2 separate regions of the Homo sapiens genome follow, and region 1 is linked to region 2. Evidence: chromatin loops called from intact Hi-C (ENCODE). Cell type or tissue: ascending aorta. All regions are shown on one strand.

What was found. A loop is a pair of places that touch in the nucleus more often than their neighbours do. Peaks named below come from ENCODE experiments on the same cell type or tissue, not always from the same donor. Only the 100,000 strongest peaks of a DNase experiment are listed, where the experiment ranks them.
Region 1: it touches region 2 in a loop (5-fold over the local background); 1 of 110 quality-filtered maps calls a loop at or near these places.

Annotation. Positions count from the first base shown.
Region 1 is chr10:78,254,805-78,257,304 of GRCh38, reverse strand. No RefSeq gene overlaps it. Among named protein-coding and RNA genes, the nearest start is that of LINC00856, 7.4 kb to the right of the region's middle. RefSeq lists an enhancer at 384-1,583. In ascending aorta, no CTCF peak of the experiment used is centred here; a DNase peak (open chromatin) is centred at 1,054; H3K27ac peaks cover 1,813 bases.
Region 2 is chr10:78,407,650-78,410,149 of GRCh38, reverse strand. No RefSeq gene overlaps it. Among named protein-coding and RNA genes, the nearest start is that of LINC00595, 140 kb to the right of the region's middle. RefSeq lists enhancers at 539-1,350, 2,163-2,500. In ascending aorta, no CTCF peak of the experiment used is centred here; a DNase peak (open chromatin) is centred at 1,049; H3K27ac peaks cover 1,841 bases.

The DNA.
Region 1 (2,500 bases), 150 kb after region 2:
GCGAATGATGTCCCCAATTCCAACAGTGAGTATAGTTTGGCTCAGGATGTATCATAGATTAGAGATGATTTTGTCCAAGTCAACAGAGCCTAGCCAGAGTGATGTTCTGCTTTCTACAATTATCATACTTGTACCCTTCTAAGTCGCATAAAGTCACAGACCCTGTAGTAAATAGAACTTCCTTTCTCCACTTGTCTCCTCAGAGGGGCCAAATGAATGAAACCCACTCTTGATCCAGAAGTCTTGGGAGAAGGATCAGAGGAGGATTCATCCCCAACCTTGGTGCACAGGATTTTGGGGTGCTGCTTCTGTGCTCAGCCTTAGTCATTTAGAAATCCTTAGAGAGCCAACTCACAGCCTTTCCAGTAGCAAAAAGCCAAGTAATTGGAATGGTGGTCATTCCGGCCAAATCCTGGCCCCCAGAAGGTCATGACAATTACATCCACCCTAAGTCACCCCATCCTGGAAGCAAAGCCCCGGTGGTACAAGATCCAACTACAGAGCCAGAAGCAGAAGATTCAGATGAAGAACAACTGCCAGCAGTTCTGTTCTCTTTTTGTTCACAACTTCCAAATAAAGAGGCCCTTTTTCCTTCTCTAATGTCGTTGTTGAGGGTTTAATTTCATGAAAGCCTACAGGGGGTCTCAGGAGAATTAAAGCAGGCTCCATGTAAATTACTCAAGTGAACATGAAAGTCAATCAGCAACACCAAGCGAAAAGGCTCAAAGGAGGCAGAAAAGGGGGTCCACAGGCAGCCAGGGGAGGTGCGGTAACCATGCACAGGCCCTGAGTCTCAGTCTGGCTGTGCACCAGGCCTCCTTGAGGAGCTGTTCAGTAGAAGGGCCTGGTCCCACTTGACCTCATCAATCAGAATCTCAGGGCGTAGAGCCCTTAGATCACACTGATACACTCCTGACCTTGAGAACCTGGGGTCAGGGCCTGACCAAGCCCTGCAAACCAGAAATGCAGTGTCATTGATGGCCAGACTTCACAGTCTCCAAGATGCTGACTCATAGCTCACAAGGACGATGAACAAAGCCCAAATGCCAGCTTACTCATTGCAAACGGTTGCACTGCCTGACCAGCACATTCTTTCCCTGTTGGCTAGCAAACACAGGAAGTCAACGCTTTCGGACATTGCTGGAGGAGCCAGTGGCATCAGGCTCTAGTGTGTTCTTGTTCACAACTGACAGAAGCCCATAATGCAGTCCAGATATTCCACAGGAAAGCGTGCCTCTGGGCTGCCTCATTTTCTGTGCTCCTATTGGCTGCCAAGGCTCCCTTCTGATGGACATGGCCTTCATGTACATTCAGGAGGTGATGTCTAAGCTTTCTGGGCCACTGCCTCTTGCAGGTGACTTTGTGTCTTTCTTCTGCTCCTTTTGAATATAATGGCTCAAAGGGCCATTACATTCCCCTGACATCCAAATCCTTGGAGACATTTCACATTTCAAGTGTAGTGCTCCATCCCCGTTTCACAGGTAAGGAACAGAGGCCAACCTGGGTAGGTGTCAGTTCCAGAGCCAAATGGCTTCCTCCTAAGAAAGGCTGAGGTCTGAGCTAAGCAGGTGGTGGTGGAGATGGAAAAGCAGTAAGAGGCTGGATTACATCAAAGAGGCAGAGGACGACGGCTTCTAACTTGGAAACTGGGTCGGTGGGGTGATACTGACAAGACCAGGATGGCAGGAGAGTGTGCAGGCAGTTGTTGAGTGGTGAGGAAGGCTGTGCTGCCCCTCAATCAGCTGGACAAACAGCACATTCACTGAGGACCATGCTGAGAGCTGCTAGCGGGGTGTGGAAGGGGACAAATGATGTGTGTCTGTTCTGACAAAGCTTTCAGAGCACAACGGGCCTATGACTAACCCTGTCAGTTTATGACTGTTGTGTACCTGTTCCTGGTGAGAACTCATCTGGGCTGTGCTGATAGGACAAGAAAGAGCTCACAGCTGACTACGGCAGTCTCCCTGTGGCTCAGGCATCCCTGTGGAGAGACTCATCTTCCCAGCACCAAGTCAACTATCAGTCAAGACTCTGAGTTGCAGCTTAAGCTGGCTTAATCCAGAAAGAGAATGTAAGATTTCATATAGTAGACAAGTCTGCATGTAGGTCTTCTGGCTTCAGGTCCGGCTGGATCCAGAGGCTCAAACCCCATCCTCTGGACCTGTTTTCTCTCTCTCACTCTTTGATCCTCTCTCTGGTGCACATCTTGGCTTTGTTTTTCCCCTGTACTACACTCACTCTCAGCACACTCTCCCCACTTGGACTCCAAAAACTCCAGTTTGACAGCAAGTCCAGAAAGAGAGTTCTTTCCTCTGTACAACCCCATATAAGACCCAGCATGGACTTTGCCCATAGACCCAACCCTGAACCAATTACTGTGGCCAAGGGGAATCCGATGCACTGATTTGCCAGGCCTGGGTCCATGTCCATCCTGGAGTTAATCCACCCAATCCACCTGGACTCAAAGTGGGGATGGAGTAAATTCCTGAGAAAAAAGGTG
Region 2 (2,500 bases):
AGAAAGCCATGCAGAGTTGTCCCATCAAATTTTCAAGCAAGAGAAAGAGGATGATTGAGTAGTCACGGGCATTGGAGAGAGGCTCTGCCAGGAGGGGAGTCTGCCAGGAGAGGACAGTGGATAGGCACCGAGGACTGCCACCTCTCCCACCTTCTGGGCTCCAGGTATCTACAGATAACACTGCTCATCCACACAAGGGACCAGAACAGAGGGCTGAGACCCTGTCCCCCACAAAGACCTCAAGCTGGGTAGTATACAGGGCCCTCGTTCCTTATCACATAGTCCCTTATATCCCTGCCAACTCTTCTGAGACACCCTGCCCCTGGTACCTGGACCCTATTTGTGGGCACCCTAGCTAACATAAACCCACCTGGCATCTATACATGTAGCACCTACACTGAGCTGAGCCAGCTCCACCTCAGTAAGATGCATTGCACTCCTAGGGAGTCAGGGAGTGGAGGGGGCAGGGGCATGGAGGTTGCTGTGGGACCAGAAGACCTAGGACCCCCTCCTGTGCTGTTAAGGTGGGAACTGGGCTCTGGACCCCAACTGCCTGGCTTCAAACCTGGCTCAGCCACACATGGCTGATTGACTGAGAAGTTCTCAACCTCATAGCACCTCCATTGTCTCAATCTTAACTGACAGTCAAGATCCCCATCTCGCAGGGATGTGGAGTGACTCTCTTGGGTGATGGGAGTTGTAGAACACAGGCCAGCAAGGTCTCTGCGCCGAGCCTCCATCCCTGTGCAGCATGAATGGAGACGGTGCACCTGGTCATGCCTCCTAAAGGATGACACTTCCATGCAGGTCCCCTCCCTAGAGGCGGCTAACAGGCATTGGTGTGAGTTCCCAGCCCAGCCCACACAACTAGGAGGAGTTGGTCCCCTGTGTGGATTAGGGGGCGCTAACAACCATGCTCCTGTTTTTAAGCCAGGGCCATGCAGACAGAGGTCATTTGCTGGGTCCCTTCAGGCCTCCATGAAGTTGGTCTTCCTGCTGCTGAGAAGTGCTTGACACAGAATGCCTGGAACCCCGCCAGACGCTCAGACTGAGCCTGCTTGGCACCAGCACCTGGGAAAGAAAGCCACAGAGCGGAGACAGTTCCCAGAAACTGGAGACCCAGGGCTTCTGATAAGGCCAGGCTGCTTTCCTGAGCCTGCCAGCCAGCCCCAAAACACACACAGGCAGGGGAGAGGGCACTGTTTGTGGCACGTCCAGGCCAAGAGAGGCCATCTCAGAGCCCCTGAGAACGGATGTGTCGACACTGGGGAGGCACAAGCCAGCTCCCTGCCTTCCCACAGTAGCTTGGGACTGTGCAGGGCTCTGGGGCATTGGCCAAGACTCACCCAGGACAAGGGAGCTCCATGGCAGGGGAGCAGGGGGGAGCTGCCCCTGCCTGTCCACAGAGCCAGCTCCCATCCCACGTCTTTGTCCTCAGAGCAACTGCTTGTGGGAAGCTGGCCACAGATCAGCATCCCTGGGCAACACCCAAGGAAATGGAGGCTCAGAGAAGGAGGGCAAATTGCTCAAGGTCACACCAGTAACAAGCCAGGACTCAAGGCTGGTCTCCAGCTTCACCCCTCAATGACTTCCTCCTTGTCTCGTGGCCAACCCCTTCTAGTCCTCCTGACCTGGTGTTAAGGCCACCGAGAGCTTTATGTGATTTGCTGAGATGAGTGGGATGAGCACCTGAGAGTGACGAAGAGGACATGAGTTCCAGTCCTGGTTATGCCACTGAGCAGCTGCACAGCCCTGGGCAAGTTTATTTCCCTCTCTGGTCTGTCTCTGTTACATAGGAATGATACCAGGCACCAACCACACTGACTGGGCTGCGGCAGAGCGCAGGAGCCCAGGTACAGACCGGCCTGGCCACCATCACTTCCTCGTGCTCGGTGTTCAGATACAGAACCAGCTGGGGATGACGTCAAGCTCATATTTCCTCTGCAGGCCACAGTGAGCCCAGCCACCCATCTTTCTGTGTATCCGTTTTGTTGCCTGTAGATGGTCTCAGTGAAGCTCAGGAGGTAGCATGTGTGAAATGCCCTCGGGAGGGGTAGCTGTTAGCATACACATTGCCCCATTTGAGATGGCTGAGTAATCGCATTTGATTTCTCCAGGTCATAAGTATGACAAACATCGCATGGTACCATGTTTAATATTTAAAAGGTTGTCCTGGGCTGAGACCACCCCATACCCAGCCCCTGAGCTAGGTGAGGTAAGTGAGGGGGTGGGTAAGGTAAACAGAATCATCTTCAGTTTTCTCCACTTATAAAACTGAACACAAAGACCTACACCACCAGAGATGACTGAGCAAGCCTTGAAACCAGGATCCCAGTGCCTCAGAGTACACGGGGAGGACCCAGGGGTGCACCAGCTTCACACCCACAGGCAGAGGTACCCAGGGGTGCACTGTCTTGACATCCACAGGAAGGAGTGCCCAGGGGTGCCCCAACCTCACATCCACAGGAAGGGGGACTCAGGAGTTCACGAGCTTCGCGCC